3 separate regions of the Mus musculus genome follow, and regions 1 and 2 are each linked to region 3. Evidence: chromatin loops called from intact Hi-C (ENCODE). Cell type or tissue: left cerebral cortex. All regions are shown on one strand. Region 1 holds the start of Grin1 (glutamate receptor, ionotropic, NMDA1 (zeta 1)). Region 2 holds the start of Man1b1 (mannosidase, alpha, class 1B, member 1). Region 3 holds the start of Npdc1 (neural proliferation, differentiation and control 1).

Evidence for each region. Peaks named below come from ENCODE experiments on the same cell type or tissue, not always from the same donor. Only the 100,000 strongest peaks of a DNase experiment are listed, where the experiment ranks them.
Region 1: a loop joins it to region 3, with 9 times the contacts of the local background. A loop is called at or near these places in 2 of 42 quality-filtered maps.
Region 2: a loop joins it to region 3, with 3 times the contacts of the local background. A loop is called at or near these places in 2 of 42 quality-filtered maps.

What each region holds. Positions count from the first base shown.
Region 1 is chr2:25,313,383-25,321,382 of GRCm38, reverse strand. It overlaps Grin1 (glutamate receptor, ionotropic, NMDA1 (zeta 1)), which reads left to right and starts at 2,196. Exons shown (of 20, transcript NM_008169.3): 1 at 2,196-2,754; 2 at 4,494-4,628; 3 at 7,779-7,955. The coding sequence starts at 2,497. In left cerebral cortex, CTCF peaks have their summits at 4,350 and 6,436 (motif pointing left); DNase peaks (open chromatin) are centred at 1,002, 2,177, 3,121 and 4,490; H3K4me3 peaks cover 3,317 bases; H3K27ac peaks cover 1,881 bases.
Region 2 is chr2:25,328,543-25,336,542 of GRCm38, reverse strand. It overlaps Man1b1 (mannosidase, alpha, class 1B, member 1), which reads right to left and starts at 3,800. Exons shown (of 13, transcript NM_001029983.2): 1 at 3,567-3,800; 2 at 3,000-3,108; 3 at 2,051-2,166. The coding sequence starts at 3,683. It overlaps AA543186 (expressed sequence AA543186), which reads left to right and starts at 3,972. Exons shown (of 2, transcript NR_027448.1): 1 at 3,972-4,395; 2 at 7,822-8,000. In left cerebral cortex, CTCF peaks have their summits at 4,015 and 7,854 (motif pointing right); DNase peaks (open chromatin) are centred at 3,893 and 7,882; H3K4me3 peaks cover 2,087 bases; H3K27ac peaks cover 1,091 bases.
Region 3 is chr2:25,397,715-25,405,714 of GRCm38, reverse strand. It overlaps Entpd2 (ectonucleoside triphosphate diphosphohydrolase 2), which reads right to left. Exons shown (of 9, transcript NM_009849.2): 3 at 7,564-7,714; 4 at 7,265-7,424; 5 at 6,956-7,183; 6 at 6,179-6,433; 7 at 5,979-6,098; 8 at 5,017-5,151; 9 at 4,392-4,945. The coding sequence ends at 4,742. Npdc1 (neural proliferation, differentiation and control 1) reads right to left here and starts at 2,665. Exons shown (of 9, transcript NM_008721.4): 1 at 2,350-2,665. The coding sequence starts at 2,461. In left cerebral cortex, CTCF peaks have their summits at 3,127 (motif pointing right) and 4,746; DNase peaks (open chromatin) are centred at 1,535, 2,629, 3,080, 4,764 and 1 more place; H3K4me3 peaks cover 2,921 bases; H3K27ac peaks cover 1,695 bases.

The DNA.
Region 1 (8,000 bases), 84 kb after region 3:
ACCCCTTCACAGTTGGGCTGCAATTGGCAGAGCAGTGGAGTAGCATGGGTAGACTCATAAGCATTCATAGTCTCCTTTGTTGATGCTCTTTACACAACAGAGTTTCCTATACTAGCCTGGGGGCAGATCCCATCCAGGGGTTCCACCACAGAACAATTCTGAGCATCTTTGGTCATGTTCACAGCCTTTGCCTCCCCAGGACCCCGTGAGGTCTCAACCCAAGACAGTTTGTCAGTCAGTCTGTTACTGCAGCAGGCAGAAACACGATTGGTGGCTTGTATGACTGTATCCAACCAAGCCCCTGAGGAATAAGAGGGAACAGAGTCAAAAGAGATGGTGGGTCGAAGAGGCTGTGCCTTCTCCCTGCCCTCACTATTGAGCCCTTTCCAAGGAGTTTAGACCAAAAGATTGAGGACCCACAGCCCAAGAAGAGCCCAAGAATTGCTGGCAAATGGGCTCTCAGGAAGGGAAACTCTGTTGCGTGACAAATCTTCCCTGGTATAAATAAGTAGCTCTACCATGGTCAATTTCAGATTCCTACGTGGGAACAACTACCTACTGATCATTGAATATTCAGCAAAAAGATCTAACATGTCAGAAGGAACAGTCTTTGGTTCATGGGGTGGATGGGTGGTTCCTGCCCTATCATGAAGTGACAGAGCCCAGGCCCACCCCTATACAGCCTTCAGGCCCTGACTTGTCAGAAACCACAGATGTCTGGAGATGGCCCCAACATGTGTGCAGATGGTGCCAGCTCCGGGACTCCTGAAAGCTGTTAGAGCCTCGAGGCCATGAGGCTGAGCTCTTTCCTCTGTGTTCTTTAATGCCAGAACAGAGAGTGTGCAGACATGGAACCTCCGGGCAGCAGAGAAAAGAAAGGGAGCCAAGACAGGGGTCTTAGACAGTGCCACAGGCCTGCCTGTCCTCTGCTCTGGAAGACAGCTTTAACAAGAGGACTCAGGAGTGTGAACGTGTGGGTCCAGGATTCTCCCCTGCACTGCTCAGCACATAGGTGTGACGACCTCCTCCTTTATCCCCTAGGAAGCATTTACAGGGGAGCCTGCAAAATCCTGGTTGCTATTGGAAATACTGATGTCACTGGCAGGGGTGGAGCTTCAGCAGTTTTTTTTTTTTTTTTAATTTGGGAAAGGCTGTACTTTACATGGCAGGAGGGGGACAAAGAATTAGGATTGCCAGACTGAGAAACAAGGAGAGCTCTGGGAAATGACTGCTGGGAGCAAGATGCAGTTCACACTGGTGAACAGCCAAAGAGAGGAAGCAGGGAATACAAAATAATCTAATTCAGACAGTGCTGCCTGATGTCTAACCTTGCTTTAGCTGCTATAAACAGCTTCCTCTGTCCTTGGTCTCCTTCAGGTCTCCTAGAAGGTACCACTCTATAGTAGAGGAGCCAATGTCACACCTATTTTTTCTTTTTCTTCTTTTTAAATTTTCTTTCTTTTCTTTTCTTTCCTTTCCTTCCCCCCCCCCCCCCCCGAGACAGGGTTTCTCTGTATAGCCCTGGCTGTCCTGGAACTCACTTTGTAGACCAGGCTGGCCTCGAACTCAGAAATCTGCCTGCCTCTGCCTTCAGAGTGCTGGGATTAAAGTCGTGCACCACCTCCGCCCGGCCGTCACACCTATTCTTAACCTCCAGAAGGGAGTCTAAGTCACGGATCCAAGGTGTGGTGTTCCCCTCCCTCCAATTTGGTTTTATTTATTTATAGACAGATCCTGTTACTCACTATGTAGCCCAGGCTGGCCTTGAACTCTAGCAATCCTATCTCACCCTCTAGAGTGTATCCAACTCTCTCCTATAATACTGAGCCCTATCAGAAGGAAATCACCAATATCCTTCCCCCAGCGGTATAGAGGGACAGGGCCTCTTCCTGACCTTGGAAGAATCAAGTCCCAAAATATTACAAACTGTAGGTAAGAACTTCTACTTGAGCGCGCACACTCAAGCATTCACAATGCATTCCCTCCTGTTTAAATACACTTAAGAGTGCAGGTGCACGTGGTGATAAGAAACCCGGCTCAGCTATCGCAAGTCGGGACCACACGGATGACTGTCCCTGGTTCTCTGTATGCTAACGCGCGTGCACATGCCCACGTGGGCGCGTCTCACTCGCGCGCTCCAAGCATTTACGCCAACGCAGGCGCGCGTCAGGAGGCGCGCGCTCGACTCCGCGTCAGGAAGCGGGGGCGGTGGGAGGGGTAGAACGCGTAGGTCCCGCTCACGACTCCGCAGCTGCTGCAGTCGCCGCAGCATCGGGACCAGTCGCACAGTCCAGGCAGCTGTCTTTTTCGCCTTTTCCGCGCGGGTGTTCGAGCAGCGCCCAATACGCTTCAGCACCTCGGACAGCACCCGCCGCGCTCGCCCTGGGCTCCTGAAGAATCCGCGGGTGCTTGACCGCGCGGGGGCCCGGGGGTCCGTACATCGCGAGGTGGTCGCGCTCGCGCAACCCAGAACCAGGCCCGCTGTGCCCGAGGCTCATGAGCACCATGCACCTGCTGACATTCGCCCTGCTTTTCTCCTGCTCCTTCGCCCGCGCTGCCTGCGACCCCAAGATTGTCAACATCGGCGCGGTGCTGAGCACGCGCAAGCACGAGCAGATGTTCCGCGAGGCAGTAAACCAGGCCAATAAGCGACACGGCTCTTGGAAGATACAGCTCAACGCCACTTCTGTCACCCACAAGCCCAACGCCATACAGATGGCCCTGTCAGTGTGTGAGGACCTCATCTCTAGCCAGGTGACCACTACTTCCTCTCTCCCCTGCTCCTCCACCATCCTCCACTGCCCCAGTTTCATTCGATCCTTCCCTGGTCCTTCTCAGTCTCCTTACCAGACCACCCCAAGCCAACTGGTCCCTGGAAAGGCCTGGGACAAATGTCTGTGTCTGCTGGTTCCCCCTGGACTGGTCCTCAGAGGACCATGTGTGCTGTCATGTGACTATCATTGGTGATCTGTTCCATCTAGTCAGTGTGGTTCTAGACATTTTGAGCACAAGATGGAGGAGCACTTCAGGGAACTGGCTGGATGAGGCCTGGGGCTATCTTTGTTTCTTTCCTTACCTCTCTTCCCTTCCCCCATTCATGGGTCTGCATAGGATGGTCCAGGTGCCAGAGCAAACAGGCTCTGCAGGGGTTGGAGTGAGGACTGCGCATGCCAGAGACACCAAGGCACAGAGTGGGAGCTGAGTGCAGTGTGCTGCAGGGGAGGACATGTTGCTGGTGAAGCTGTCCTCCCCTAGCTGAACTGGCTGCTGAATTCCAATGAAGCCATGAGAGTCACTGCAATGCACCATCTTATGTAAAATGAGGACAGGAACAGAGACTGTGCCAAGTCTATTAATACTTGCTTTTCAAAGGACATCTACATCCATGAACATATCTGCTCACACACATGTTCATGCACATGGCACTAGCACACACTACGTCTCAAAATAACACAGTCAACTGCACATGCTCACTCACACACATCTGTATATCCATGGACACCCTGCTTGATATGGTCAGTGCACATAGCAACACTGCTTCCATCATGAGAGTCCTATATCAAGATAGACACACTGGTGTGTATAGTGCAAACATGCTCCAGCCCTTGCTCAAGAATACCTACATACCTTCATACACATGCATACCTACATACAATGTGACCTAAAGTGTGCAGGCTGGGGATCATGGTGAGGGCAGTGAGAAGCAGTCCTCACATTGCAGAGTGTAGAGGCCATGCCAGAGTTTTGTGTCCCCATTCCCACCCTGCCTCACTTTACAAGCGGTGAGCCCTGGTCAGAAGAGAGGATCTACCAACTGCATGTGCCTCTGTGTGTGTGTGTGTGTGTGTGGTGTGGTGTATGTGTGTGGTATGTGTGGTGTGTATGTGTGTGTGGCATGTTGTGTGTGTGTGTGTGTTGTAGTGTGTGTTGTGTGGTGTCTTGTGTGTGTGGTGTGTGTGTGTTTGTGTGGTGTGTGTGTGTGTGTGTCATGGTGCGTGTGTGTTTGTGTGGTGTGGTGTGTGTGTGGTGTGTATGTGTGTGGCATGGTGCATGTGAGTTGTGTGTGTGTTTGTATGTTGTGTTGTGTTGTGCGTGTGTGGTGTGTATGTGTGTGGCATGGTGCATGTGTGTTGTGTGTGTATATGTGTGTTTGTGTTTGTGTGTTGTGTTGTGTGTGTGTTGTGTTGTGTATGTGTGTGGCATGGTGCATGTGTGTTGTGTGTATATATGTGTGTTGTGTGTGTGTTGTTTGTGTGGTGTGGTGTGTGTGGGGTGTGTGTGTGTGGTCTACATCCCTAGATCTTGCTCAGTGCTGCCCCTTCTCTACAATAGGTGGCTTATTCTCTTGTGTCTTAGATGTGTGGGACTTTGAGCACAAATGGCATCACCTGGGCCCCTGGCGGGCGGCTCCAGCTCTGGCTACTTGGGATCTCAAATCCTAATACAGTGTTCCTCCTACGCCACAGAGCTGACTCTGTCTCCTGTATCCACAGGTCTACGCTATCCTAGTTAGTCACCCGCCTACTCCCAACGACCACTTCACTCCCACCCCTGTCTCCTACACAGCTGGCTTCTACAGAATCCCCGTCCTGGGGCTGACTACCCGAATGTCCATCTACTCTGACAAGGTAAGCCGTCAGAACCAATTATCTTCCTCTCCCTGTGGTCAGCTCCAGGCAGCACATAAGTCACACACTCACTCATAACCACACAGACATACCTCACACTAGGTCTCACAGGTACAGGTATAGAAGTTATCCATTCTCAATTGCACTAATATTCAGGCCTGTGAGAAGTTAGTCACATACATGTTTATATGTGTTCACACTCGGTCACCACACATTAGCATTCACACTCAAATCCCAGTGCTCATGCTCTCATGCTCTCACACAGCCGCACACACTCTTTCATGCAACACCAGCATCCTCACAGATACTCATACAGTCGCATGCACTCAGGATGGTTCCTAATGACAGGCAAAAAGAAACAGTAACACCCCCTTTGGGGAGAAGAGGGCTTCGTGGGCTAAACAAGGGGTGACAGGGAACTTCCTAGGACAAGTAGGTTTTGTATGCAGCAGCAAAAGAGTTGGAGAGAAGTTTCTAAGAGCAGCAGGTGCCTGGATGGAGACGTACTCAGGTAGACAGGGATGCTGTGGACCCCAGTCTTGCCAACTGAAGTGCACATAGGAGATGGAACACAGGGTAGACAGAACACAGGGTAGCTTGTGGCAGGAGACTGCATGTCTCAGGGACTAAAGGATCTCAGATCAGCATTCTGGAGAGCTCTTGTGGCCTAAAGGCTGGGCTAGCCTCCATTCAGTTGGGTCCAAATGCTGAAGAATAGCTACTGAGTTATAGGAAACCACGACCCAGAGACACAGAAAACTTGCTCTAGATTATATGAGTTTTAATTTTCCATGATGTTGTAAAACTCTATCAACTGGGATGCAATCCAGCTACCCTTTTGTGGTATGCGTTTTGGGGTCCAGCTGTGGTTCCAAGTCCTCTGCTTCCTCCCTCTCAGGGTGTCCAGATGTTGCTTCACACTGGGCTGAAAGGATAACATGGAACCCCAAAGGAAAGGAGTTCTGCAGGATCCCAGTCTGACTGGGAGTGAATGGGGGGCGTTGAGAGGGTGTGGGAGTGGGGGGAGAGAGAAGGCTTTTCTGTGGATCTTAGTGTTACAGCTCTTTTAGGAGAGGGACTTCTCCCACGATCGTCAATGAAACAGCTCTCTAAGATGATCTTAGCTTGTGTATAAAGCCCACCTTTATTCAGGATGGGCTTGCATGCATACACTTTATTTGGGGTGAACAGAATGAGAATATCCAGGGTGGGTGTAGATCATTGGATGAAGGCTAAGGTACTGAGATACCTCATCAGCTTGGGAAGGCACTCCAGGGATCTCAGAACATTTCTACCTAATCTTTGTCAGGTAAGTGGTAGGGTCCTGTGTCCCCTGAGTAGAGAAGAGGAAGCACTGCTAATCTAGCAATGTCAGACTTCGACCTCTAGCATCAGGGTCTCTGGATACCCAGTGGACTAATAAACACCATAGTCTTCTCCCTGTAACCTGTAGACTTGGACAGCCTATAGCTATCCGGGAGCCACAAGGAGACAACCAGCCAGTGCCTGGGATCAGCCAGAGGGCTGTGGGCTGCACGGGAGGTCTCCAGATATCCCCAGGCCCTCCAGAGTTGAGTCTTCCTGTCCAGAGCCCACAGTTCTTGAAAAATCTGTCTTAAGGAAGGGAGTCTGGCCATTCAGACCCAAGCATGTGGTGGGTTTGCCATTTGGTGACAAAAGGGACTCAGAGAGGGCTGGAGAGATGGCTCAGAGGATAAGAGCACTGACTACTCTTCCAAAGATCCTGAGTTCAATTCCCAGCAACTACATGATGGCTCACAACCATCTCTAATGGAATCTGATGCCCTCTTCTGGTGTGTCTGAAGACAGCTACAGTGTACGAATGTATATTAAATAACTATTTTTTTTAAGGGCCTCAGAGGGAGGACTTGTAGGAGGGCCTGTCGGGAGAGGATCAGACTGAGGTCAAGAGCCTCACATACCTAGGCACCTAAGCCACTCTTTGTATGCCAATGAGGAACATGCTCTCAACCTATGCCTCTTGGCCATTTGTCCTCTGGAACACTTTTGCCCTCATGTATAAAAGCAAGTATCGACCATAAGAGGTGAAGTAGCCAGGACAAACAAGAAACCAGGAGGAGGTCCCATAACACAGCTGGACCACAGGCCAACCCACTGGGCCTGTGAAGGGCCAGAGGTGGGGCCAAAGATCACAGGTACACTCCAGCCCCTGATGACTCCAACTCAAAGTCAGCCCTCTGCCCATCACACTGCAGGCCAGAAAGAGCGAGTCACAGCACCAAAGTTAATGCAAGCTGCCTGCAGCCAGCTGCAGAGGCAGTGAACATTCTATCTCTCCAAAGCACTGCCCCAGACCACCAAGAGGGAACTGGTAAAAAAAAAAAAAAAACCTAGAAGCATCAGAGAACCAAGAACAGTGTAAGTCATGAGCACACAGAAGGAGCCAAGCTCACTCAGACAGACATAGACAGGTCCTGGCAGCTAGGGTCATTTGAGCAGCAAGGCACTAGTAAGCCACAGCCTCTGGCTCAAGGGAAGAAAGGCAACCCAAGTTTGACCCCAAGACAGAAAACTTACAGATAAACGTAGTTGTTATTTTCTTTTTTTTAATTTATTTATTATTATAAGTAATACATTGTTGCTGTCTTCGGACACACCAGAAAAAGGCATCAGATCTTATTACAGATGGCTGTGAGCCACCATGTGGTTGCTGGGATTTGAACTCAGAACCTTCGGAAGAGAAGTCAGTGCTTTTACCCACTGAGCCATCTCTCCAGCCCCAGTTGTAATTTTCTTACCAGCTCCTTGGATGGAACCCAGAGCCTTGTTTGCACTAGGCAAATGCTGTACTACTGAGCTATACCCCCAGCCCAAAATACAGTTATTGAAACTGGGGAGAGCACCATGTGAGATCTGTTGAGGTCTTGGGGAATGGGGGAAGCTTCTATGTCAACCTTTCTAAGGGAGTGCTGTTGGGAAGGTGGCAACCACCCTAAGAACTGAGACTTCACTCACCTTAGGGTGCTACTGAAAATGCCAACTATCTACTCTCACAGGAAATGCTCCAGGGAAGGAGGAAGGGCAGGTGGGAGGAAGTGACCCCATCAGTGGGAGAGGGGAAAGCAGACTTAGCCTGGTCCTGCCTCAGCCTCTCGGTCGCACCCACAGAGCATCCACCTGAGCTTCCTTCGCACCGTACCACCCTACTCCCACCAGTCCAGCGTCTGGTTTGAGATGATGCGCGTCTACAACTGGAACCATATCATCCTGCTGGTCAGCGATGACCACGAGGGCCGGGCAGCGCAGAAGCGCCTGGAGACGTTGCTGGAGGAGCGTGAGTCCAAGGTGAGGCCCTAGCCCTGAAGAGGTCCTTGTCCAGCAGGAGCAGGC
Region 2 (8,000 bases), 69 kb after region 3:
CTGCAATGAAGACCCTCAGACAAGACAAGCTACAAAGACTGAGACCAGACCAGCTGCCTGAAAGAGCAGAACACAGCTGAGCTTCAGCCGAGCTTCCTGGAAGAGGGTTAGACCACCTGGAAAGGACACTCTTCGACCTGCTGAGCTGCCTGCAGACTGTTCAGTAGCTCCAGGTTTCCAGCTCTGTGAGCCCACACTGGGTAGGCACACAGCTGTCTTTGAGTCACTTCTCACACATATTCCTGTAAGTAACTCCAATGAAAGTCACTGGTTCACCAAGCTGGACTTTGGTGATATCCATACTTTGGTCTGTCATGGGCTTCCTATCTTGGGGTGAGTAAACATGTGTTATGCCTCTCCAGAAAAAGTTTTATCACACAAGACCCCTGAATTCTTTCTGTTAGGATAGTTCATGAGCTAGAGGCAAAAGAACACAAGGAAACAGGAAGCAGCATCCATCCCCATGGGGAAACCAGCATGTGCACAGGCCCTGTCTAGAGGCAAGTCTGCCAGCCAAGCTAAGAACAGCTCCACAGGGATGGCACACTCACTGTCCTTTTGCAAATTCTCCCCTCTCCCCATTATGGCCTGACCAAGACACTTGCCTGTCTACTTTCTTGTACTTTCTAGTGAGCATCTAGCAACTTAGAAACAAGCTTTTTGAAGAAGAAAAAGTACAACACTCCCTGATTAGAATGAAGGCACTCCTAAATTCACCAGGGCTGACATCCCATGTTTGGATCCCAGGCCAACTTTCATCCATTGTTGACCTGGAACCAGTACTGAGGAGACATTTTTCTAGAGTGGCAATCTGCAGAGGTTTCCTGTTTGTATGATACCCTATAGTCTTCAGGGATATGAAAACTCTACCTCTGCCCAAGACTACCCATAGAAGAAGTTGAAGACTTGCAACATCTGCTAGGTGTAGCCTTGGCTATGTGAAAAAAAAAAAAAACCACAAACACAAAAACAAACAAACAAACAAACAAACAAAACCCAAATAGCCAAAGGCTTTAGAGATGTAGAACTCAACTGCAGTGGACAACTACCCCAACTCTCAAGAAATCCGAGTCTGGCCCTATCACAAGTCAGCTCTCAGCAACTGGCTCTTTTATTGCCAGACCCCTGAATTTATTGCCTCTGACCTACCTCTGGGCTCCACTCCATCTGCCCCATTTCCACAACCCTAAGCTTCTCAGACTGAGTACTCCAGGATGAGGCCTGCCTGTCCCAACCCCTTCTAGACAAACTACACTACCTCTCTACCCAGGATTCCCCAGAAATGCCTCCTCTATCAGGTGATTCTAATACCACCCACCCATAATGGCCCCACGCTGCCTGTTAGGTACAACACAGCATCAGATGGAGCTGCTCAGTGTTCCTTGACTCTTACTCATTTCTCAAAGGCGCCTCTGTATGGGGACCCTCACTCTTTTCCACACCGTAACTTCCCTGGGCGGCATCTTGCTCCACTGTGCAGTACCTCTGCCTGGGCAGTCTCCTCTCCCTCCTCAGCTCTTCCTGAGCACACTGTCCCTCAGGCACCACAAGAACCACAATTGGACAGATCCCAGTTTCGACACCCCAGCCTAGCTCCAGCAGGTCACTTTACAAAGGTCTATCTCCTTCAACCTTGCCCTGCCCACCCAGACAGAGACAGAGGCTTCTTAAATGGAGGCAGGGGTGGTTCCGCCTCTCAACACTGATCTGTACTCTGACACATGCCAACCAACTAACTGTCTCATCTATTTACGGCTGGCCTCTCACCTGCCCTTCCTATCGGCTTCTGTGGTTCCTCCAAAGAGGAAAGTCTCTTTCCTCATCAGTGGGCAGCCAACACATGCCTGACACAGGAGCTTAATCATGTCATGGTGGCGTTCAAAGGGAATGAAGCAAATGTCTGCCTCTTTCTTGCCCAACTTCATACAGTCAGCCTCACCTGAGCCAGTGTGAGGCTGGCTGTGACAGGGAAGAGAGGGTAGCATTTACCAACCTAGAGTGCTCCAAAACAGACCCCAGTGACAACCCACAGAGCCCTTACTGGAAATACCTGAGAGAGTATGTCTGCAAACCCTTCTTGTTCAGCACTTTCCTTCTGAGGCGCTGGTAAGACAGGCAGGACTTCTTGCTTCATCTTCTCTACTTCTGCAGGTCTGCCACTCAGAGCTGTGGAAGCAAACCTTTTCACCTTAAGGCCCATTACAGGCTCCAGAACAGATGTCTAAACAGGTGCTATTTGTTTCAGGTAGTGAAACCTCCAAGAAGCACTGAACTCAAGAAGGCCCAGAGGAATCAAATCTGCTGTTAGTGTCATTGTATCTTGGAGAGAGTTTGTCTGTGGAGCCCTGGCTTTGTAAACCAGGCTGACCTCAAACTCAGAGTCACCTGCTTCTCCCTCCCAAGTGCTGGGATTAAAAGCGCCACCACCTCCCAGCTTGAGCAGGGTTTTATGTAGCCCAAGCTAGCCTCAACTCCTGATCCTCCTACCTCTATTTCCCAAGTGTGAAGACCACAGTCTTTTCCAGGCTGAATTCTTTTTCAAGCATTTGGCAGAGTGTGTCCTTAAACACAACATACAACAACCCCCTCAGCCCCGCAACATATCAATTTAATAGTGCCCAAACAGGCAGCTTGACTTGAGCAATCTGAAGCAATGTTTGGGTTTCCAACCTTAAAGCAGCCCAGAAGGAATCCTAGGATCCTCTCAGGATATCCACTGGTCCCAGGCAAACACACTGTACCACGTGGTAGGGACATGTGATTAGTGCTGATCTGCTGCTATAGACTGATGGGGAGGGGAGGGACAGCACTGTTGGCCCAAAGACCTACAGGGTCACCTGTACACCAGTTGGTCATACTGGGCTCCACATTTTCCCCTCTGCTGTATTTATTGCCAATCTGTCACCACATGCCTTGTGGTACTGTTTTATCTGGATTGCAATACTGTATCTGACCTCAGCCTGCATCTCCTCTGCTCGAGCACCACTGGTATTTCATACCTTTCCACTGGTCAGCCGTATGAAGAGAGTACAGGAATCCACAGAGAATCAGAAAGCCCAAGACGAAGAGAATCACATTCCGCTGTAGCCTCGAAAGCTGCTTCCATTTCTAAGAAAGAGCCGGGAAAATGACACTTGTCACAGATTCGGTTAAAAGAGCAATTCAGAGAGACCCTTATGTAAGGCTTGTCCTTACTTGAGGGCAGGTAAGTTCCCTCTCAGCAAAGTTTACATTGACAGAACAGTGCTAGAGGTGACAGAGCACACCATCCCATACATGGCACAAGATCTGTACACCATGTGTCCAGCTGCACGTGCACTGGAGAAAAACTCCTGAAATCCCCATGACTTGGCTCAGGCATCGTCGGACCATACGGGCTGTGCTCATTGCCCCCTCAGCTCAGGATCCCCAGGGCACCTGACATTAGGCAGGGGAAGCAACCACACCGAAACCCAAGCTGCGAGAACCAGACGCAGCACAGAAACTTCTGGACGCTGGAAGAGACACGAACGCTCCAGCTAGGTACTTCCCTCGGTAAGGCTTCCCCAGCCCGGACCCCGCCTCACCCTCCAGCATGAGCGCCGCCGCCGGCTCTTGCTGTTGTCGTAGCTCTCGCCCAGGCTCAGCGTCACCGAGATGAAGTCCCGGTGAGGCGCCGGCGGCGGCGCCGGCGGTGGGTACATAACTGCGAAGCCGGCCCAAAAGACCTCGCTTGCTGGAGGCGTCAGGAAGCCCAAGACTGAGAAAGACCGCGGGCTGCCATAACGAAGGCATCCACACCCCGCCCATCGCCCTAAACACCAGTGCGCACGCGCCGCGTCTTATCGGTCGTTGCGCAAGCTCAGAACCCTAGTCTAAGCACCGCGCCTGCGTACACCCTTGTGCTGGTATTTCCTGGCGGGTCACTGGCGTCACGATACCCGCCCCTGTGCCGTTGACGTTATTTCATCGCGTCCTTACGTCGCTGAATCGCGCGCATCCGCTCCATTGCAGGCGTCCTGCAGACTCCCTGTTGGGGGCGGACTGACTACGGTTTGGAGAAGTGTTCTTTGTTGCAGTTACGTCTGGCTTGAGTTGTGGACTATCACCCTTGCCGGAGTCCTGCGCTCGATCTCGGGGAGCGGGCATCACCCTGGCGCGCCTGGAGGTGAAACGCAAAACTCCTGACCGGAGGAAGGGACGGCCCTGCTGAGGCTGAGTCCTGGGGTGGCTCTGCGCCCTGAGGCCGCGGCCTGGCCTTTCTAGTCGCTCCGGCCTGGGAGCGACCCTTTCTGCGACCATTCCGCTCCTAGCCCTACCTACGTACTCGGCAACGGGTTTAAAACGACCTCACTTTTCCGTGCGCGTGGTTCCCTCGAGGAAAACATGCAAAACGACAAAACTGCCCACTGTCCGGTGGGTGAAACTGCTGCTTCCCAACTTACTTGTGGTATTTCTGAGCATTTGGAGAGTTCCCTACGTTGCGATCATTTAGTTTGAATCTCCTACAGAAGACCTACCTGATCCCGCGCCCCTTCCCTACATTTTTTTTTTTTTTTTTTTGTGGGGTTGGGGGAGGTTCGAGACAGGGTTTCTCTGTATAGCCCTGGCTGTCCTGGAACTCACTCTGTAGACCAGGCTGGCCTCAAACTCAGAAATCCGCCTGCCTCTGCCTCCCGAGTGCTGGGGTTAAAGGCGTTCGCCACCACACCCGGCCCCTTCCCTACTTTTAAGTCCTCACAGATCGCTATTACAATAGTGCTCTCAAATGTAGGTTTTCGGAACCATGGCAGATGGTGCAATGACTTTGAGGTCTGCATATCTTCCAAAATGAAGGCGGAGTTCTTGTTGGCTATTCACGCCAACTCAAGCCAGGTCTACACATTCCCACGTTCTGCTACTGCTTATGACCATGAGGTGGCAGTTGGCATACCAAAGGGCTAGTTAGAGCTCTACGTTAAAAAAAAAAATAAACCTTTGAGGGAAGAAATAGGAAGAGTTTGTTAGACCAAAACAAAATCTGGAGCTGAAAATCTTCCAATTCAAGCCAGGCAAGAATGATAAGCCACTGTGGGACAAATCCTTGTCCAAGTTCAGAATCTAGCGACATTGAAGGTCTTGAAGGGGTTGAAAGAGGAAAACCAAGTCAGCCACAGAGAGCAATGATGAAGTAACCTTGCCCTTCTCATAATTAAAGCAAAGCAACACCTGTCTGTGCCCATATACAGACTCTTAACACTGCAGAGGTAAGGAAGTTACATAGTTCCAAGCCAGCCTGGGCCCCAGAGTGAGTGAAGTCTTGTCTAACAGTACTCAAACAATGGGAAGCTATACCTTTAAGCACACAGAAATTCATTATAGGCCATATATAAGACCTAAAAGAAGTCGAAATAAATTTGGAAAGATTTTGGTCACATAACATATTTTTAGCCATATTTGGACTAGAAAAGTGAGAAATCAATAAATATTTGAAAAGCGTAAACACCACTCTAAATAAGAGGGTTTTGGGTTTTTTTTAAATCACAAACTAAATTAGAAAATAATGTTGAATCAAATGAAAAGGGGGGCTGGAAAGGTGGCTCATTGGTTTGAAGGAGTGTACTATTGTAGAGGACAAGGGTTCCCACATCAGGCACCTTACAACCACCTGTAACTCTAGACCAAGGGTGCCTCTGTGAGCATCTTTATGCAAATGTACATACACACATAAAATTAAAAGTAATATATTTTTGAAAAATTTGAAACTTTGGTTATAAACTTTTACAATAAAAGTGATGGAGGGGGGCTGGTGAGATGGCTCAGTGGGTAAGAGCACCCGACTGCTCTTCCGAAGGTCCGGAGTTCAAATCCCAGCAACCACATGGTGGCTCACAACCATCCGTAACAAGATCTGACTCCCTCTTCTGGAGTGTCTGAAGACAGCTACAGTGTACTTACATATAATAAATAAATAAATCTTAAAAAAAAAAAAAAAAAGTGATGGAGGGGGCTGGAGAGATGGCTCAGTGGTTAAGAGCACTCACTGCTCTTCCAGAGATGCTGAGTTCAATTCCCAGCAACCACATGGTGGCTCACAACCATCTGTAATGGGATCTGATGCTCTCTTCTAGTGTGTCTGAAGGCAGCTACAGTATACTCATATACATAAAATAAATAAACAATTATTTAAAAAAAAAGTGATGGAAAGCCTTAACTGTTTCCACATTAGCAGACTGGAGGAAGAGCTAGCTGTAGCCCCACCTGTGCTTTCAATACTCAGGGGGCTGACACTGGAGGATTTCAAGTTCAAAGTTAGAACTGAATGAGACCCTGTTGGGGAGGATGGAGAAGAAAGGAGGAAAAGAGGGAGAAAGGGGGAGGGAAGAGAGAAATAGATTGTAAGAGACATAAGTCTTTTATATGTCAGATCTTATATGTGGCCTATGATGAACACTTGTGCATTTGAAGGTATAGCTTCCTGTTGTTTGGGTACTGTGTGATAGTTTCAGTTAGGCCAAATGGTTGCCAGCACTGAACAGCAAGATAGAAGACAGTGTACTCATAAATCAAGAGGCTTAGGTAAAATAGAAAAACTCTTAAGTTACAAGGTGGTAAAACCAACTCAAGAAGTGGGAAATGGAGAAATACCTATAAAGAAATTTACTTTAAATCTGTGGCACACCCTACAATCCCAACACACTGGAGGTTAAGGCAGAGGGATTTCACGGTCAGAATTGGTGGTTGAGTTGGGAGAATTTTTGTGAGCTTGAGGATAATCTAAGCTACACAGTGAGTTTAAGGCCAGTTTGAAATGTGTAGTAAAGCACCGTCTCAAACAAAACCACCCACCCACCAACAAAAGGGTCCGAACCGGCCGGGCGTGGTGGCGCACGCCTCTAATCCCAGCACTTGGGAGGCAGAGGCAGGCGGATTTCTGAGTTCGAGGCCAGCCTGGTCTACACAGTGGGTTCCAGGACAGCCAGGGCTACTCAGAGAAACCCTCTCTCGAGAAAACCAAAAAAAAAAAAAAACAAAAACCAAAAAAAAAAAAAAAAAAAAAAGGTCTGAACCGTATATGTCTCCCTTCTCATAAGGCCACACCAGCATTCTTCCAGCTACTTGAGCCTATGAACTTTGGAGTTATTCTTGGGCCCTCATCTTTCTTTTAGGACAGGGCTCCTCTGTCCCTGGCTGTCCTGGAACTACAGAGCAGGCCAGCCTCAAACTCAGGGAAATCTACCTGCCTTTGCCTCTTGAGTGCTGGGATTAAAAAAGTGTGGAGTTTTATCTAAACAACAAAAGTAATTATATTGAGTCATGGTCCTTAACACTTATTTAGACTGGATTTAACATTAGAGAATTCATCTTGTGTAAAACCCTAGGACTATAAAGAACAGGTGAGGTCTTTAAACCTCAATCCTTAGTCAGGATAAATGAATTCATATTTGTAGGAACTACATGTAATTACTCTGAATGGGTAAGATATGTATTCTCTTTATAAATGTAAAAAGTAGAGTAAAACCTTTGCTCAGACCTCAATCTCTCTCTCTTTCTCTCTGTCTGCCTGTCTGTCTGTCTGTCTGTCTGTCTCCACTCAGCTCTGTAATGACAGAAGATATGTGCTGTCATGCCTGGGTTTTCATATAGGTCTGTGTTATGGAGTTCCCGACCCCTGAAAAAAGCTTAGAGACTGAATCCAATTGTAATTAAAAGATTGATTGATTATGGCTGGCTGAACAACAATCTCTTGAGCCAAACCTAAAACTAACATGAGAAGGTGGATGAAGAAAGGATCGTTTTTATTATTTTATTTTTATTTTATTTTTTTGAAATTTTTATTTTATGTGTATCGGTGTTTTGCAGGCATGTATGCATACCTTTTGTATGAAGTATCCATGAAGGCCAGAAGAGGGCACTGTTGCCACTGGGACCAGAGTGACCAATTGTTAGTCATGTAGTGTTCGTACTGGGATTCGAGCCTGGAAGAGCAGCCAGTGTTAATCACGCAGCCATCTCTTCAGCCCCCAAGGGAAGGACTTTTA
Region 3 (8,000 bases):
GAAGACAGTGGCTGTCTCTGCCTAGCCTTTGTCTTCATGGCACTGGGAGACCTAAGATGCCACTGGCTTAGATACAATGAGGGCACTGAAAGGCCTGGGCTGATCGGTATTGGGGATGCCAGTCTAGGTCATAGTTCTGAGTCACATTTTTGGGGCCCAGAGCACAATGTTCTCTTATACCTGCCAAACAGTCCTATCGTGATGCAGCTACACAGAGCAGTGAGCTTTATGCCTCAGTTTCTCCTATGGGATATACACCTTCAGTTGCTTCAAAGGTAAGGAATAATCCCAGCCTGGAACTTTGGTCTCTGTCTTGGGAAGCCAGCAGGGCCAAGGAAATACCCAGCAGGACCATCAACTTCCTGTGTCTCTGGCCAGCCAGTTCCTTCCACTGCACACTGCAGGCAATGCTGTGGGCCCCATGGGATGTGTTAACCATAGCCTCCTATAGACTTTGCCTTAGTTTCCTTTGTTTTTGGTTTTGGGGGGTTTTCATTTTTTTTTTTTTTTTATATATGGTTTTTGGTTTTTCGAGACAGGGTTTCTCTGTGTAGTCCTGGCTGTCCCGGAACTCACTTTGTAGACCAGGCTGGCCTCGAACTCAGAAATCCGCCTGCCTCTGCCTCCCGAGTGCTGGGATTAAAGGCGTGCGCCACTACTGCACTACTTTCCTTTGTAATCTGACACTCTATGTCTCCTGCTAAGAAGTTCCAGAAGCTCTGGTGGCACACTGAATCCCAGGCTAGGCACCTTCTGTCCACCATAGACTGTCAGCAGCCTCCAGGAACAGCAACCTGAGCTTGGGACTTGAGAGAGTTAAACAGCACTGTGCTAGGAGGCTTACACGGGCTCCACCCACCAGCTGGGCTCCAGGGAGGCAGACAGTCCCTGCCCCTGGTGCTAACAAGCTAGTCAGACCTATACTAGAGGTGTAGCACAATGCTGGCTTTGAGCTGTAGGGCCTCCTTAGCCCACCAACCTACTGTTTTATCTTGGATAGAAAGTCCCTCTCCAGCCTGGGTCTCAGAACCAATGGCAGCTGCAGAGTATCTGCTTTTCTAACCATGCTAGGCTACCGGCCCTTCCTGGGCACTAGGTGTGATAAGGGGACGCTTAGTATGGGCCATGTCAAGTCTCTGCATTCAGCTATAGAGGCCAGTGGGCAGAGGCCAGCACATGCCCAGGGCTTCAGTACTGTGCCTTAGTCCCATCCATGAAGGGTGTCCACCAGGGAGGCAGGCTATTTGGCATCTCTGGTAAGGCCCAGTCTGGAACTCCACCCTCCTCAAGAGTCTCTTCCAGTCATGCCAACCTTCAGTCCAGTTCCTGGGTTGCTTGCCCAGCTCTTAAGGTCCCATATCCAGACCGATCTTGTTAGAGTCCACGTACCAGTCACCTCTCCATGCCCTCAGCTTCCTCATCTGTAAGCTGGGCTCAAAGCAGCTCCCACACATAGTTCCAGAAGAACTCAGTGAACATATGGGCAACCTCTCCCACTTCACTCCCCTCGGGGAGATACAATTTGGATCCTGTGGCTTCAGGACCCATCTGTCAAGAATGTTCTCCCAGAGCCAGGCAGTAGTGGTGAATGCCTTTAATCCCAGCACTTGGGAGGCAGAGGCAGGCATTGAGGCCAGCCTGGTCTACAGAGTGAGATCAGGACAGCCAGGCTATACAGAGAAACCATCTCGAAAAAAAAGAGAAAATGTTCTCCCAGTCAGGGAGTCACACTCTTCTAAACAGTCACTACACAGACCTCAGACCAGAGGACAGTGGTGCATGTCCTTCAGGGCAGGGGATGGGGCAGCTTGACCCCACTAAGTTGGAACAAGACCCTAGACCTGGAACCCTTAAGACCTTCCATGGGAACCCCTCTACACACACACACACACACACACACACACACACACACACACACACACACACGAACGAACGACAGGGCTGACATGCAAGGCCCACAGACCCCAAGAACAACCCTGCCAACGGGAAGCCCCAGAGACACACAAACAAAGACACAGGATCCCACTTATGGGCCACCAGAAACCAGATGGCTGCAGACCCAAAGACACACACCAGACTGATTCAGGGACCCAGAGACAAAGACCCAAAGCGCGTGAAATCTACATTCGCCTCCAAGGACCTGAGAGAAGATTCATCTAGCATGGCCTTCAACGGGCCTGACCTGTTTACCCAATCCATGCCCAGCGGACCGGGCCTGCCTGGCCTGTGGGCCTGGGTAAGGCCGGGGCGGTGGCAGGGAAAACCAGGGCGGCGCCGGGGGCAGGATTCTCCGCCCCGCAATCCCAGCCCCGGAGCACCCAACAGCCTGCGCCCAGAGCGCTCGCTCACCCGGGCGGCGGGCGGTGGCACCATTCAGGGCCGCTCCCAGGATGAGGCCGGAGAGCAGCAGCCGTAGCAGCCGCAGGTGCCGCGGGGAAGGCGGAGGGACGGGCGTCGCCATGCTTCAGCGCCGCTACCCGGGCAGCATGGCACCCCACGGCCCCGGGCTCGGTACCCACTCCGGGAACTGCGACTGGAGAAGCCGGGAAGCGAGAGGGGCGGAGGAGGAAGAGGAAAAGAGGAGGCGGTGGCGCTGACGTTGCGGCAATGGATCCGGGATGGGATGGAGGCGCGGCGGCCAGAGAAAAGTGTCGGGAGTGCGCCTGCGCGCTCCACCTGCGGGGGCGGGACATCTCCTCTAGTCTGAGCCCCCTCCCTCTGCATCCTGTTGGGGGGTCCCCTTTTGTCAGGCGTCTGAGTGCTTCGGGCCCTCTAGCCTCTACAGCAGAATGCCTCCTCATTCATTACCCAAGAATCTGACTTGGAATTGACTAACGGTGGGCGTCCCAGGATGCACGCCTTCTTCTTAGTGGTCCGACTGCCAAACCCTCACCACTCACCCTGTTAGAATGGAGGACCTTAGACTAGGGGAACACCAGGGACAAATCCTGGCTATGTAGACTAGGCTGACTGTTGCAGGTTTGCAAAATGTATCCCACAAAGGATAAAGAGGTGTATAGAGATATACAGGTGTACTCAGAGACGTGCCCGGGCTTTCTAAAACCAGGAAGAAAAGCATACAAGAGGCTCACAAGATCAAGCCAGACTCGCTCCCGAATGGTACCACCAGGGGGCGAGAGTAACTTGACGTAGTTGACAGTTGTCTGGGAGCTGTCCAAGGTGGTCATGATCCCAGGTAATGGCTTTCAGCTCCCTTGAGTCACACAACATGGAACATGCATGGTGCCTGGTGATCACCATTCATGTGCAGTCCCCTTTGAGCACACTCCACCCCCGCCAGAGACCTCCCCCTGGTTGAGTCATGAAGGCAATGTTGAAGATCAGTGTGGTGGTTCCTGCCTTTAATCCCATCTCTCAAGATGCTGAGACCAGCCTAGTCTACATATCGAGTTCCAGGACAGTCATGAATATATAATGAGACCCTATCTTAAGAATGAAAAACAGGCCTGGACGATGGTGGTGCACTCGGAGGCAGAAGCAAGCAGATCTCTGTAAGTTCAAGGCCAGCCAGGTCTACAAAGTAAGTTCCAGGACAACAGCCAAGGTTACACAGAGACCCTTGTCACATGCAAAAAACACAAACACCACACACAGAGAAAAGAACAAGGTTGAGTTCCTCAGCCCTCCACTTCTTCCCGTCCTTCAGGCTCACAAACTTAAAGAGGAGGCTGTCAGTGCAGGTTTATACATTTATCAAATGATTCTCTCTCTCTCTCTCTCTCTCTCTCTCTCTCTCTCTCTCTCTCTCTCTGTGCGCGCGCGTGCGTGCGCGCATGCGCTCACTAGCGGCTACCATCCCAACCCAGCCCTCAAGAGGCATTGACTGAACAGAAATAGTCTGAGCTAATTTTCCATAAAAGAAGCAAGGGAGAAGTCCACGCTTTTTTTTTTTCCCGAGACAGGGTTCCTCTGTATAGCACTGGCTGTCCTGGAACTCACTTTGTAGACCAGGCTGGCCTCGAACTCAGAAATCTGCCTGCCTCTGCCTCCCGAGTGCTGGGATTAAAGGTGTGTGCCACCACGCCCAGCGGGGCCACGCTTTTCCACCTACAGAAACTTAGGCTGTGGGATGCAAGTGCCTCTGATCTTTAGGTCTACTGATACTTCAAGTATAAGTTGGGGGGGGGGAGGACTTGGAGTGCAGCCTCAATTCCTACGGATGTCATCAAGGGTTCTCTGAGTCAGAGAAAACTCAGACTCAGGGACAACCCCAGACCAGTGTAGGTAGGAGTGCCTCCATTACCTCGGATCTGGTACAGAAAGGGAGGAAGCAAGAAAAGTACTGACTTGGAACCAGGTTTTATCCGAATAGCCAACACAGCTGGCAGGAGAAACGAGCAACAAATGATGCCCCACCCTATGGACACTTCACTGCTCTAGGAAAAAATCTTTTATTACAAATTTTTTTACAAGTAGGCATGGAGCTGACTCCTAGCCTGTAGTCTCTGGTGCTTGCCTTTCTAAAGGCCCAGACAGAAAGTACCCAGGGCCCTGAAGATCAATCAGAACAGAGGCTCCACTCGGAATGGACCTCACCCTGAGTCGCAGGCTAAGAGACCTGACATCCCAGGAAGAGAGCGGAGGATTAATTGAGAACACTCAGGGCTGCCCATGTAGACTTTCTGTGAGTGTAGATAAGGACCGTCCAGGCTGCTTCAGGGTCAGAGATGCCCTCGGGAAGAGAGATAGCCGGGAGTTGGGAGAAGCTCCCAGCGCACCCCTAGAGGGCGCCTGGGGACTTGGCAGAGCGCACCTGGCGCAAGAGCAGGACCAAAGCCGCCAAGATCAGGACTGTGAAGAGCAGCAGGAGAGCAACCCAGGAGCTGAAGTGGGTGCCCTTACGTAGTCCCGGGAGGTCAGCGGGAATCAGGTTGGTCAAATTCAGCATGTAGCCCAGCGCCCAGCCGACAGCCGTGTCTGCCGCCTAAGAGAGGGCGTGGCATCAGCCTCAAAGAGACCGCACGAGGAATCCTCCTGACCCCGCCATTTACCCACCTTCTTTTCGAAGACCACTCCACGGAAAGAGCGCTCGTCGAAGCGATAACCGCGGCTCAATAGCTGATGTATGAACATGGCTACAGCGCAGTAGTCAGGCAGGCGGGTCTGCTGTCCGGGTACTCGGGCCTGAAGCTAAGAACAGAATGAGACACCGTTAGTTTCAACACCACGAGAAGCTATGGCCCCCAGGGTACAGCATCCCCCTCCCACTACAGCTCAGGCCAAGAAAGGCAGGAAATACACAGAAAGACCTAGTTCAAAACGCCCTTCCCAGGCAGACACTCCTCTGGGATAAACCTCGTGACTGCTGGAAGGCCTGTGTTCTCCCCTCCCAACAGCTGGATGAGGAGGACAGCAAGGGTGGCCACCAGAAAATAGAGGATAGGAGCATTCTTGCATCATAATTAAAGGAACAGGCGTCCAGGTTTAAGTGTTGCTCTCTGACCAACTGGCCCCACTTTTTTGAGACCTTCCTGGGTGACTTAGATTAGAGGGACTTATTTCTCTAGGAGACATGGTGGCCACCTCACACTCCAGCTATCAGGGCCTCTCTATTCTTTCTGGGACTACTGTTCAGTCCGTGTCCAGGCCCGATTTTCAATTTCTCCAGGAATACCCCAAGCCCTGCTGAGTCTCTCCTGTGTCTTCCTCTCCCACTAGTGGGACACTCGTTCCCATGCTTTGTCCTAGACACCTGCCTTTCTGTCCCTTTCTGCTTTGAGGTCCTGTTGTCACAGAGACTTTGCAATTCCTGTTCTACGTGTTCCATACCTTGATTGTAGGATCAAACTCTGAGGAGACCACTGAAGATTTAGCTTACTCAGCCCCAAGCTCCCCACTTAAGCTGACTACTTCTTAAGGTAGTCAGCAATCTGAAATGACTGAGTCTCTCTATGGCGAGATAAATTGAAGGGGAAAGTGTCTTACCCAGATGTGGAGAATATGGGGACAGGCCTCACCTCAGCCCAGGTCTGGTTGCAGGTGGTCTCTGTGGCATCCTCCAGCTGCTTCAGGGTTCCCACAGGCAGCCCCATCACTGTCTTCAGGAAGTCTACAGTATAGTAGAAAGCAGAAAAGGCCTGTGGGAGAAGAGTGTGCAGTCACCCTGTCACCACATGCTTAGGGTCTCCCGTCCCCACATCCATCCACCCGGACTCACTATGAAGTTCCCAGCCACGGGAGGCTGGAAAACCCCATTGAAGGAGCATTGGGAAAAGGGACAGGAGGAGATATTGAAGAGCCCAGAGACGAGGTCACGACAGAGGGCAGCGTTGCTGGTCCCTGACAGGCTGACAGTGGCACTGCTGTTGAAGGTCTGGGGACGCTGACCCATAGTGCATGGAGACTGGTAGACTTCCCGGAGCAGCACTTGGGTGGAGTAGCCCTTTGGCCAGCAGGGGTGGAAGCGATGGATCTGGGGAGTTAGTGAGAGTACAGATAGAGTTCCCCACTCTAGCCACTGCCTTCCACCCCACCACAGGGAGGCAGCCTGATGAACTGTTCGTAAGTCCAACTTGGGCAACATCATTTTTGTGTTTGTGAGCAACCATGGCAACCATTACCTGATGGACAAACAGCAAACCTTTTGGCCAGGTATTCAAGGTTCTGAGATAACTCCCTGGCTCTCCTAATTCTCGGCCCCCATTCCTAGCTCTTTATACCACCAAGTTCCTCTCTGCCTGTCCTCAAGCTGAGGCACACCTAGCTGAAGAAGCTAGATGTTGTTTGAGGCTAAAGGCAGACATCATCATGGAGACAGGAACCCACTGTGGGCCTCACTGCTATGTGTATAGCCATGGGTAAAGGAGGCCACTCTTAAGGTTCCTGGGCTCAGTATGAGTTGCTTTTTGGCCCTGCCCTGTTGCCTTTTGTCCCTTCTCCCTCCCTTCCTCCAGAAGGCACCAGTATGGTGTCATGGTTGAGTTTGTAGACACACCTGGAGGGCACTGGCCAGAAGCCTCTGGAGAACCTGGTCCCGGCCATAGCAGAGGAAGCTATGGGTGTAGACACGGTAATGCTGGCCATAGAGCCGCAAATGGACCTCATTATCTGGATCTTCAGATGGACTGGTTGTCTCAAAGGTGATCTGTGTTGAGGCACCCCCAAGGTCCATGGCCCCCAGAGTTCCCTTCCTTGGCCGTATCCACCGGCCTACCCAGCCATACTGTGGAGAACAAAGGTTGGATTAAGACTGTGAGCAAGCAAGGCTGTCAGGACCCCAGGTTCTTTGGGCTGCAGGGCCCACCTTGATGAAGTTCTCCAGCAGGTAGTTGGCAGTCACCCAGCCAAACACCCCTTCATCCTGTCCCGAGAGGATGCGGGCACCACGGAAGTCAAAGGGGTACCGTGTGAGCGTCTGTGTCACTGCCTCCAGCACCTTGGCTGTGGCCTCTGGGCTGGTCAGGCTGTGGAATGGGGGAGGGGGACTCTGATGGAGCTCATCCCAGGTGCCCTCTGCCAGGCTTGCCCTCCTGAGAGCTTGCTCTGGGAGGAGAGTTCTACTCTGCTGAAGAGCTGTGCAGGCCCCTGGGTATAAGCACTCACTTGAGTAGGCGCATGCCTGCTGTAGCTCCCAGGTAGAGTGGAGTGCTGGCATATCTGTCTTTGGGCACATCCCGAAGTGCCTGTTCAAGACATTCAACCAGACTCTGGCCTGCCCTAGAAGGGTCATTTGCGTAGCTGGAGATGCCACCACCTAGAGAGAACAAGGAGTTGGTCCCAGGCTTGGTGGACAGTTTCCAGCATACACTATTGAAGCTATTTAGACACACCTTCCCAAATTGGAGACAAAGGGTCCAGGTGCCACCCAGAGTCTCTGATGCTGCCGCCTGCCTAGTAGCTGTGAGCACAGGTGCCCGTAGAAAGACTTGGGCATTGTCAGCCTAGCCTAGCATCCATAGAACCTACAGGGATACACCCTTAGGTCCTCAGAGGCTCACCTGCCTCATCTATAGTGTAGAGACCTGTTTTGGGTCATTAAA